Linked DNA regions of Homo sapiens: regions 2, 3 and 4 are each linked to region 1. The links are chromatin contacts, found by Hi-C or POLR2A ChIA-PET in ENCODE. All regions are on one chromosome and are shown on one strand. Each heading gives the region's core, a stretch centred on a gene start or an enhancer-like site at or near the end of the contact. The rest is flanking DNA. Distances are from core to core; before and after follow the strand shown.

The links. Hi-C counts contacts between places; a loop is a spot of excess contacts on that map. ChIA-PET counts read pairs that join two places held with the same protein, here RNA polymerase II (POLR2A). Pooled maps may share reads with other maps.
Region 2: a pooled map shows a loop between it and region 1 (4-fold over the local background). The contact joins the enhancer-like site here to the promoter of CATSPERG in region 1. A Hi-C loop is called at or near these places in 2 of 50 pooled maps. POLR2A ChIA-PET finds 5 or more read pairs at or near these places in 3 of 52 experiments (GM12878, K562 and activated CD4-positive, alpha-beta T cell).
Region 3: a loop to region 1 is called in a pooled map, with 14 times the contacts of the local background. The contact joins the enhancer-like site here to the promoter of CATSPERG in region 1. A Hi-C loop is called at or near these places in 4 of 37 single-sample maps with no recorded cell type and 9 of 50 pooled maps.
Region 4: a map of gastrocnemius medialis shows a loop between it and region 1 (12-fold over the local background). The contact joins the enhancer-like site here to the promoter of CATSPERG in region 1. A Hi-C loop is called at or near these places in 2 of 168 maps with a recorded cell type or tissue (cardiac septum and gastrocnemius medialis) and 5 of 50 pooled maps. POLR2A ChIA-PET finds 5 or more read pairs at or near these places in 2 of 52 experiments (GM10248 and activated naive CD4-positive, alpha-beta T cell).

What each region holds. Positions count from the first base shown.
Region 1 is chr19:38,334,527-38,337,158 of GRCh38, forward strand. CATSPERG (catsper channel auxiliary subunit gamma) reads left to right here and starts at 1,304. Exons shown (of 29, transcript NM_021185.5): 1 at 1,304-1,349. RefSeq lists enhancers at 1,043-1,337, 1,142-1,351 and silencers at 1,472-1,551, 1,922-2,091.
Region 2 is chr19:38,582,310-38,584,941 of GRCh38, forward strand. The region is part of intron 101 of RYR1 (ryanodine receptor 1); the gene reads left to right. Among named protein-coding and RNA genes, the nearest start is that of MAP4K1-AS1, 13 kb to the right of the region's middle. RefSeq lists an enhancer at 1,600-1,849. Within about 2 kb of position 1,347, at least 3 of the 41 ENCODE cell types and tissues checked have a DNase peak (open chromatin) inside an H3K27ac peak, as active enhancers do; they include GM12878, where a contact is called at or near this core.
Region 3 is chr19:38,505,731-38,508,362 of GRCh38, forward strand. It overlaps RYR1 (ryanodine receptor 1), which reads left to right. Exons shown (of 106, transcript NM_000540.3): 54 at 76-216; 55 at 573-647; 56 at 741-816; 57 at 1,099-1,222; 58 at 1,982-2,097. Among named protein-coding and RNA genes, the nearest start is that of RYR1, 73 kb to the left of the region's middle. RefSeq lists an enhancer at 1-659 and a silencer at 1,571-1,700. Within about 2 kb of position 1,346, at least 2 of the 41 ENCODE cell types and tissues checked have a DNase peak (open chromatin) inside an H3K27ac peak, as active enhancers do.
Region 4 is chr19:38,172,022-38,174,653 of GRCh38, forward strand. The region is part of intron 15 of SIPA1L3 (signal induced proliferation associated 1 like 3); the gene reads left to right. Among named protein-coding and RNA genes, the nearest start is that of SNORD152, 10 kb to the left of the region's middle. Within about 2 kb of position 1,335, at least 9 of the 41 ENCODE cell types and tissues checked have a DNase peak (open chromatin) inside an H3K27ac peak, as active enhancers do; they include gastrocnemius medialis, where a contact is called at or near this core.

The sequences.
Region 1 (2,632 bases), core at 54-2,553:
CGATCCTCCTACCTCAGCCTCCCAAAGTACTGGGATTACAGGTGTGCAGCACCACATCTGGCTTAATTTTTTTTTTTTTTTTTGAGACAGGGTCTCATTCTGTCGCCCAGGCTGGAGTGCAGTGGAGGGATCTCGGCTCACTGCAACCTCCGCCTCCTGGGTTCAAGCAACTCCTGCCTCAGCCTCCCGAGTAGCTGGGATTACAGGTGCCCGCCGCCATGCCCGGCTAATTGTTGTATTTTTTGGTAGAGACAAGGTTTTATCATGTTGGCCAGGCTGGTATCCAACTTCAGACCTCAAGTGATCCGCCTGCCTCAGCTTTCCAAAGTGCTGGGATTATAGGCATGAGCCACTATGCCCAGCCAGAGACTCCATCTTTAAAACAAAAACAAAAACTCAGGGTGTGGTACCCACCAACCTGGCTTACCCAGCCTTTTAGGTGAGTCTAATGCATGCTCAAATTTGAAAACCACTGGGTTAAACGTCTGGTCTGGAGTTCATCAAAAAGTCATGGCCTGAATCCTTACCTGTAAGGCATCAGAATGCAAATGAAAATTAACTTAATGAATATTTTACTTGAGCCGGGCACACTTCCCACAACAGTATAGGATGGCTGTCCTTGTCCTGTTTTGTAGAGGACGGTGCTAAGCAGCCTATTCATTCTCACAAGGTCTCCAGGAAACCACACTTTTTTAAGGAGTAGAATTTTGGGGTAGGGCCGGGCGCAGTGGCTCACGCCTGTAATCCCAGCACTTTGGGAGGCCGAGGCGGGTGGTTCGCCTGAGGTCAGGAGTCGAGACCAGCCTGGCCAACATGATGAAACCCCGTTTCTACTAAAAATACAAAAAATAAATTAGCCAGGCGTGGTGGCGGGAGCCTATAATCCCAGCTACTCGGGAGGCTGAGGCAGGAGAATCGCTTGAATCCGGGGCAGGGGCGCGGAGGTTTCAGTGAGCCGAAATCGCGCCACTTCACACTCCAGCCTGGGAGAAAGAGCGAAACTCCGTCTCAAAAAAATATATATATATATATATTTGGGTAGGAAGCACAAGTAGGGACCGTGCTTGCTGCCAGAACAACCAATAGAAACTCCTTGAAGGCCTTCCTGGCACAAACGTAGTCTCCAGCACCCTCTGCCGACCAGGCCCCGCGCCCTCAGTGCTGAGACAGCCTCCAGCCCTCGGTGCCTTAGGGGTTGCGCGTCACCTTGGAGACCGCGTGAGAGGAGGGCGTGCCTCTGCAAAGGCGGAAGTCGGCTGTGGAAGTGTGGGCGGCCATTTTGAGACCGGGCAAGAGGGGCGGGACTGGTGCGGCCGAGTGACAGTTGACCGGTTTTAACCAAGTGACTGGTACCACGGGGCCGGGGAAAAAGCTGTGCCATCCAGGGGCGGGGGGATGCCGGGGACGGGGAGGAACTAGGAAGGGGAGGGGAAGGGGAAGGCGAGAAGGGGAGAGGCAGGGGAAAGAGGGGAAGAGTCGTGGGAGCTGGGAGAGGAGGGAAAGAGGGGAAGAGTCGTGGGAGCTGGCAGAGGAGGGAAAGGGGGAGCCGAACGTGAAGGGCGAAGGGCGGGGCGGGGCAGGAGAGTCGGGGTATAGAGCAGGCAGGTGTTAATGGCATGGGAAGGAAGAGTAAGAAGTGGGGCAAGAAGGTGTCGCGGTACGAGGGGAAGGTGAGACTCAAGAAGGTGCCGGCTAAGAAGCTGGTGCCGGCGTGGAAGGAGAAGGTGTGGGGCGAGGAAACAACGAAGGGCGAGGAAAGATCCCGAGGCGAAGAGACAGTTTTCATCGAGAAGGGGCAGGGCGAGGAGGAGGGGCGTTACCAGAGGGCGGGACGGGGCGACGGGCCCGCGCGGGAAGAACCAATCGCCGAGAACCCGGGGAAGGAACGGGTCCATAAAGACCAAGTGGAGGAGTAGGGGCGCGGTCAGGAGCGGAAGCAGAGTGAGGAGCAAGCCCCGGGCGAGAAACGGGGGCCCGGCCGGGAGCAAGAGCAGGGGCGGGGCCGGGAGCAAGAGCAGGGGCGGGGCCCGGAGACGGGCGAGACCAGGTACAGTACCCAGCCCCTGGGCAGACCCCGAGCGAGGAGAAAGCGGCGATACCAAGAGAAGTGCGAGGGTGGGGCAAGAGGTTGGGGCACAGCCGGGTGGAAGTACACGGGTGCGATCGCAGGCAGAAGCAGTACGGGGGAACTTAAGAGGGGGACTGTCAAAGCGAGAAATAGAAACCAAGACCAGGTGAAGAGCAAGAGTGGAATACAGGGAGGGGGCGGAATAAGGAGCAAGGTGAGGATAAAGTTAAAGGAAGAGACGTGGAGGCGGCGGGGCGGAACGAGGCGGAGGAGCAGGGGTGTGGCCAGAAACATTAGTAGGGCTGGGGCCCGGAGCAATAGCAGAGGTGCGATACCCACGAGGGTCGGGGGCAGGGCCAGGAGCAAGAGCAGGGGCGGGACCAGGAGCAAGTGCAGAGGCGGAGCCAGGAACAAGAGCAGAGGCGGGGCTAAAAGTCCGTGCGGGGGCAGGGCCAGGAGCAAGAGCAGGGGCGGGACCAAGAGCAAGTGCAGGGGCGGGGCCAGGAGCAAGAGCCGGGGCGTGGCCAGGAGCAAGTGCTGTGAGAGGCGCAGAAGCGAGGTGGA
Region 2 (2,632 bases), core at 97-2,596, 250 kb after region 1:
TCACTTGAACCCGGGAGGTGGAGGTTGCCATGAGCCGAGATTGCGCCACTGCACTCCAGCCTAGGCAACGAGAGTGAAACTCCGTCTCAAAAAAAAGGAAAAAAAAAAAGACTTAGACTAGTGCCTGGCACATCCTCAGGATTATATAGATGTTAGCTTCTATCATCATTATCCACAATTAAAAGTTTCACCCAGGCCGGGCGCAGTGACTCACGCCTGTAATCCCAACACTGTGGGAGGCTGAGGCAAGAGGATTGCTTGAGCTTAGGAGTTTGAGGTTGCAGTGTGCTATGACTGCGCCACTGCACTCCAGCCTGGGTAACACATTGAGACTCTGTGTCAAGTTTAAAAAAAAGTTTCACCCAAGGTATACCCAGCGTTCAATGCACATTTATATTTTCTCTTCTATTCTAATAATGGTGATCATAACCCAAATTGATGCGAACTTACTAGAGACACAGGCCACAATCCACAATTAAAAGAATCATTTCTGGGGTTTATCTCCAAAGATGTCCTGCAGTCTGGCTCCGTGGGTTCCTCCCTGCTCTCAGGACAAAGTCCAGCTCCTCAACCTGACATCTGAGGCTCTTCCAGACACGGCCTCGCTGCCCACAGCCTCGTTCTCATTATAGTCACTTATCTTAGTTTTTACTCTAGGATGACTGTGTTCTCTCACATCCTGGGGACACGGAAAGAACAAGTGTATGCCGGGCGCTGTGGCTCACGCTTTTAATCCCAGCATTTTGGGAGGCCAAGGCAGGTGGATCATCTGAGGTCAAGAGTTTGAGACCAGTCTGGCCAACGTGGTGAAACCCTGTCTCCACTAAAAATACAAAAATTAGTGGGATGTGGTGGTGGGCGCCTATAATCCCAGCTACCTGGGAGGCTGAGGCAGGAGAATCTCTTGAACCCCGGAGGCGGAGGTTGCAGTGAGCCGAGATCACGCCATTGCACTCCAGCCTGGGCAACAAGAGCAAAACTCCATCTCAAAAAAAAAAAAAAAAGAAAAAAGTACAAAAATTAGCTGGGTGGGGTGACACGCACCTGTATTCCCGACTACTCAGGAGGCTGAGGCAGGAGAATCTCTTGAACTCGGTGGTGGAGGTCGCAGTGAGCCAATATTGCACCACAGCACTCCAGCCTGGGCAACAGAGCAAGACTCTGTCTCAAAAAAAAAAAAAAACATATGTAAAGTTGTTCCCAAATGCCAGGTAGACCATGCTCCCTCCCCACCCCCACTCAGACCCTTCTTGTGGCTCCCCAGCCCACTGTAGATAAAGTCGAATCACCCTGCCGTGGCTTACAAAGCCTGGGAAGGGCTGGCCCTGCCTGGGTCTAACCGCAAACCCTCTTGCTTTTTGCTTTCTAGCCGCCTGGTCCTCTTTCAGTTCCCCTAGGACTGTGTGTTTTCTCCCAATTCAAGCCCTTTGCACCTGATGTTCTCTCTGTCCCCTACCCCAGGCCTGACATACACACACACCCCATTCACTTGATACCTCACCTTTCCACTTAAATGCCACATCCTACAGGAAGCCCCTTGACCGCGGGCTGGGCCAGGGCCCACAGAGCCACATGCCCAGGCCCTGCCTCATCTCTCCCTGCTCTCCTGCACAGGAGCTCTATTTTCCAGCCTCACCCAACCATTTTCAGTTCCTCACAGCAGCAGGATGTACTCTTTCCTCACTGATGGCGAGGCAGCATGTGGCCTTCTCTGCTGGGAACACTCTCCCACCACCCCTCCACCTAAGGCCTCCTTTAGGTTTCAGCTCACACCTGCCTCCTCTTCCAGGAAGCCTCACCTGATCACCTAGGCTGGATCAGATGCCTCCAGCGGGCTGTTAAAGCTTCCAGTGCTTCCCCTAGCTCATCCCTGGTCACACTGTGCCTCCCCACCCCAGCCTCGACCCTCTGCCTGTGCCCCTCCCATCCTCGCCCTCACCCTTCTGCCTGTGCCCCCCTATCCTGGCCCTGATCCCTACACCTGTGCCCCCCCCCACCCATCCCGGCCCTCATCCCTCCGTCTGTGCCCCCCATCCATCCCGGCCCTGACCCCTCTGCCTGTGCCCCACTATCCTGGCCCTAACCTCTCAGCCTGTACCCTCCATCCTGGCCCTGACCCCTCTGCCTGTGCCCCCCACCCAACCTGGCCCTGACCCTTCTGCCTGTACCCCCCATTCCAGCCCTGACCCCTCTGCCTGTGCCCCCCCATGCTAGCCCTGACCCCTCTCCCTGTGCCCCCCTATCCTGGCCCTGACCCCTCTGCCTGTGCCCCCCTTATCCTGGCCCTGATTCCCCTGCCAGTGCCCCCCATCCCAGCCCTGACCCCTCTGCCTGTGCCCCCCTTATCCTGGCCCTGACCCCTCTGCCTGTGCCCCCCATCCTGGCCCTGACCCCTCTGCCTGCGCCCCACACCCAACCTGGCCCTCACCCCCCTGCCCGTGCTGTTCCTGTCACAGCCCTGACCATTTCTGGCTGTTGGTCCCTGTCTGATGCCGTATCTGTGAGCCCTTTGAGGGCAGGGCCCAGGGCTGTCTCAGTCGTTACCATGTCTTCAGCCCTGCCTATCCCGGGGCCTTGGCTGGTACTCAGTGAATGTCGAATGAATGAGTGACCAGTGTGCTCCCCTCCCTCA
Region 3 (2,632 bases), core at 96-2,595, 170 kb after region 1:
TTTCTCCTTTGGGGTCCTTCCTCCACCCCTCTCTCATCCCATTCCACCAACTCCCCACCCTCCTGTCCACCCCAGGACAAAGAGATTTACCGCTGGCCCATCAAGGAGTCCCTGAAGGCCATGATTGCCTGGGAATGGACGATAGAGAAGGCCAGGGAGGGTGAGGAGGAGAAGACGGAAAAGAAAAAAACGCGGAAGATATCACAAAGTGCCCAGGTGAAGGCGGGGCCTGGGTGGAGGGCAGGGGCACGATGGGGGGAGGGTCTAGAACAAGGGGCATGGCCAGACAGGGAAGGGATGGAGAGGAGAGGGGCCCAGGGAGGTAGGTGGGGCAAGAGGGGTGCAGAAACCTGAGATCTGGGAAAGGAGAGGGCAGGGGTCTGAAGAACTGCAAAGGGCAGAGGAGAGAAGGATGGGGTGGTTTAGAGACAGGGCCTTAAGGAAAGGACAAGGGGTCTTGAGCCAGGGGAGGGTGGAGGGGGTAGAATGGACTAGTGGGGCCTGGGGAGGGGCTGGCCTGGGCTTCCTGCTAGCCCATCAGCCCACCTCCCATCTTCCCCTTGTCCTCTCAGACCTATGATCCTCGAGAAGGCTACAACCCTCAGCCCCCCGACCTTAGTGCTGTTACCCTGTCCCGGGAGCTGCAGGTGAGAGCCCTGATCCTTTTGGGGGGACATAGGGTGTCTTTGGGGGGGCTGGCATCCTCTGAATCTAGCCCTTGACTCTGCATCCACTCCCAGGCCATGGCAGAACAACTGGCAGAAAATTACCACAACACGTGGGGACGGAAGAAGAAGCAGGAGCTGGAAGCCAAAGGTGAGGGCGCCCATGCCGCCCCCACGCTACCCCCGTGGATTCACCGTGTGGTTTTGCTGATTGCCTTCATGCCCCTGAAACTCGGTTTCTCCATCTGTAGATGGGAATAATAACAGCGTTTACCACCATGGGGTAATGAGATGAGCACCAGCAAGCAATGTTTCCGTTATTCGTATCTTCTTTATCACCATAATTACGCATGCCGGGCACTGCAGGAACCACTTCAGTGAGAGTGGCCCGGGTCTTCCCCAGAGCCCTGATTTCTGGTCTTTGCCTCCCCAGGCGGTGGGACCCACCCCCTGCTGGTCCCCTACGACACGCTCACGGCCAAGGAGAAGGCACGAGATCGAGAGAAGGCCCAGGAGCTACTGAAATTCCTGCAGATGAATGGCTACGCGGTTACAAGGCACGCGGGTTGGGGCTCCCGCGGAAGAGCAGCAGGCAGAACACACCCGGCAAAGGCTGGAAGGGGCGGGGCCAGAGAGGGGTGGAGCCGAGAGGAACGGGGCCTGAGGAGCAAAGATGGAACCAGAGGGGAGGAGCTAAGGGAGTGGGGCCTGGACACAGAGGCGGGGCCAGATGGGGAGGAGTTCGAAATGGGCGGGGCTTAAGCACAGGCGGGACCAGAGAGGAGAGGAGGAAGAGAAGGGCGGGGCCCAGGGAGCAGAGGCGGGGCCAGAGAGTGGAGGAGACTGAGAGGGGCGGGGACCGGTGATTGGAGGCGGGACCAAAGAGGAGAGAAGGCTGAAAAGGGTGGGGCCCGGGGAACAGAGGTAGGGCCAAAGAGGAAGAGGCTGAGAGGGGCGGGGGCTGGGGAGCACAGGCGGGGCCAGAGAGGGGTGGGGAGGTACAGAGGGGCGGGGACTGGTGAGTGGAGGCGGGACCAAAGAGGAGAGAAGGGCTGAGAAGGGCAGGGCCCGGGGAACAGAGGTGGGGCCAAAGGGGAGGAGGCTGAGAGGGGCCGGCCCTGGGGAACAGAGGTGGGGCCAGAGAGGGGAGAAGGCTAAGTGGGGTGGGGCATGGGGGACTCAGAGTGGAGCCCCAACCTGGGGTGAAGCCAAAGCTGATAGAGACGGGGCCAGCAGGAGCAGAGGCGGACCTGAGAAGGGTGGGAAACTGTAGGGCCGGCGTCTGGGCTGATCCTTCTCTCCACATCTCCATGCAGAGGCCTTAAGGACATGGAACTGGACTCGTCTTCCATTGAAAAGCGGTTTGCCTTTGGCTTCCTGCAGCAGCTGCTGCGCTGGATGGACATTTCTCAGGAGTTCATTGCCCACCTGGGTACGGAGAAATACCCCCCGCTTATGCCCGCCCCACCTGCAGACACCAGTTCTGCAGACCAGACTCACCTAGGACACCTGTTCATGCACTCAATCCGTCCTCCCCTTATCTGATGTTTATTGAGCTTCTACTATGTGCCAGACACTGTTCTAGATGCTGGGGTACAGCAGTGAAGATGACAAATGACCCCTGCTCTCCTGCAACTACTCCTATGTTGGATTCAGGCAATTAGCATCATAAATAACTAAATCGTTTAGTGTTAGAAGGTGATCAGTGTTATGGGAAGAAGAAAACAATAGAGCCAGGTAGAGGGGATTGGGAGTGTGGAGCCAGTTGTAATTTTATTTTATTTCATTTTATTTTATTTTTATTTTTTATTTTATTTATTTATTTATTTTTGAGACAGAGTTTCGATCTTGCTGCCCAGGCTGGAGTGCAGTGGCACGGTCTCGGCTCACTGCAACCTCTGCTTTCTGGTTTCAAGCGATTCTCCTGCCTCAGCCTCCTGAGTAGCTGGGACCACAGGCACGGGCGC
Region 4 (2,632 bases), core at 85-2,584, 160 kb before region 1:
AGGGTAATGCGGGTGGATTTGTGTTCCAAAATATGGTGCTGGCAGCGAGACAGGAGGCAAAGTCTCTGAGGGGGCTGAGGCTTGGATCTGCATGGGAGGACGTGGGCCTGAGCTGGAGGACAAAGCAACTGTGGATGTGGCAGCAGGCGGCATTGCCAGGAAGTAAGCTGGGAGGGAGATGCAGGCCCAGGGCAGAGCCAGCAAGCCATGTGAGAGTCCAGGGTGGCTGCCACGTGTCTGGAGGCTGCCGTGGCCTGGGAGCACCTGAGGTGCTTGTGAGAAGAGGAGGCAGAGTGGGGCAGCCAGCGGGGACTGATTCTTCCAGTCACTGACCTTTGCAGCCCCTACTCTGTGCCAGGTGTCGCAGCATCCTTCCCTTATGGAGCTGTCATTCTCCTGGAGACAGGACAAGACAGACAGACAGCCGAACCACCGTGGAGTGTGCCAGGAGGTGATAAGTGCTGGGGAGGAAAGGCAAAAACAGCGGGTCTCTGGGAAGGCTTCTCAGGAGGTGATGCGTTGTAGGAAGCCAGGGTGAGATCCAGGCAGTGGAAACAGTAGATGACTAGACCCTGAGGGTGAACTTACTCTCAATGCTCCAGAAATGGTCAGGTGGCCAGAGGGGCTGAAGCAGGTGGGATGGGGGGAGAGTGGCAGGAGGTCAGCATAGTGAGGTGGCAGGAGCCTGGTTCTAGCGGGCATATTGACCAAAGTCAGATGCTGGGATTTGGTTCCAAGGGACATGGGAGCCATGGGAGGCATTTGAGCACATCATCTGACTTAATGTTTTTAAAAAGATTACTGTGGGCTGGACGTAGTGGCTCACACCTGTAATCCCAGCACTTTGGGAGGCTAAGGCAGGTGGATCACTTGAGCCCAGGAGTTCAAGACCAGCCTGAGCAACATGGCAAAACCCCATGTCTACAAAAAATTAGCTGGGTGTGGTGGCACACGCATGTTGTCCCAGCTACTTGGGAGGCTGAGGTTGGAGGATTGCTTGACCCCGGGAAGTGGAGGCTGCAGTGAGCCGAGATCACATCACTGCACTCAGCCTGGGTGACAAAGTAAGACCTTATCTCAAAAAATGATAATAATAAAATGTAAAAATGAAAAAATAGAAAAGATCACTGTGGGCTACTCTGGAGAGGACGGACTATCTTGGGCAGGGGGAGGATGGTGGTCAGCATTCAAAGGCTGCCAGGAGAGGGATGGGTCCTGACACGCCCAAGCGGGGAGCCCCCTACCCTCCCTTCCCCGGGCTGCGGCCCTTGCCGTGGAAGCAGGTGCAGCCTGTAGCAGCTTGTGCCCATCGATGACCTCACAGATGCTCCCTCCAGACATTCGTCATGGGAGCCCAGCTGCCAGGCATGCTGCCAGGCGCCAGTGCCTGCCATGGGCACCGCAGTGGGCTGAGTGATCCTGGGCGGGCAGCCACCTGGCCCTCGCCCTCTCCTGAGGCAGCACGCACTCCAGAGCTTTCTGGGCTTCCAGAGCAATTTGTCAGAGCTGTTAGGAGCAGTCATAGGCTCTCGGCTCCACATGGAGCTGACGCAGCCGGGCGTTCCCAGGCAGGCAGGAAGCACGTGGCCTTGCTTCCCCAGGCTGCGCCAGGAGTCCCTGGGATGCCCTTCTGGGGACACAGCCCTGAAAGGTAATCTGAGGGCCTGAAGATCCACCGGGGCCCACCCTGCCTGTGAGTGTTGGGAGGCTGGGGTCACCTGAGACAGAGACCTCCTCGGAGAGTCACAGCTTGGGAAGAGGAAGCGAGGCCGTCTCCTGGAACTCAAGGGAGTGCGGAAGCCAGGCAGAGATCTGCAGGGCGGGGAGCAGTGCAAAGGTCCCAAGGTAGCAGTGTTTCTGATGTGTTTGAGGAACAGCTTCCGCATGGCTGGAGCAGAGTGAAGGAGAGGGAGTGTGGAGGAGCTGGGGGCAGAGAAGAGAGGGGGGCAGATGGGGGGCCCTGTCGGGAGGGCTCTGGGTCTTACCCAGAGTGAGGTGGAACCCTGAGAGAGTCCTGATCTGATTCACATGTTCCCAGGATCTCTCTGGCTGTGTGCTGAGGCTGGGGAAGGATGCAGGAGGAAGAGGGAGCCAGGAGGAGGCCGCTCTGACAATACAGGTGGCAGTGGTTGGTGGAGGTAGCGAGCAGTGGCTTGATTGGTATCTCTGTTGAATCTCTTGCCTAGACCCTCTCTGTGTCTGCTTCCTGAAGACCCGTCGCTTCTGCCCCACAGGCCACAGGGGCAATGTGGCTGCTTACGGCTCCTACACTGGAGCACAATTCCAGCCGCATGCAGGGATGAATTGGTTCTCCAGCCCATGACACACGTCAGGGAGAGAAAGCAAGATTGGTCCAGGGTGAAGGCCAAGTGGCTGGGGGCCCTCGGGGTATGTGGGTGAGCAGTGTGACTTCAGGGCTCTTCCTCTGACTGCCTATGTCTACATCACAGCTCCACCTCTTACCCCAACTGCGTGATCTCTCTCAGGCCCCTTAGGTGCTCTGAGGCTCAATGTCCTCATCTGTAAAATGGGGGTAATAGGATCTGTCAACCAGACACGGTGGCTCGCCTCTCATCCCAGCACTTTGGGAGGCCGAGGCGGGCGGATCACCTGAGGTCAGGAGTTTGAGACC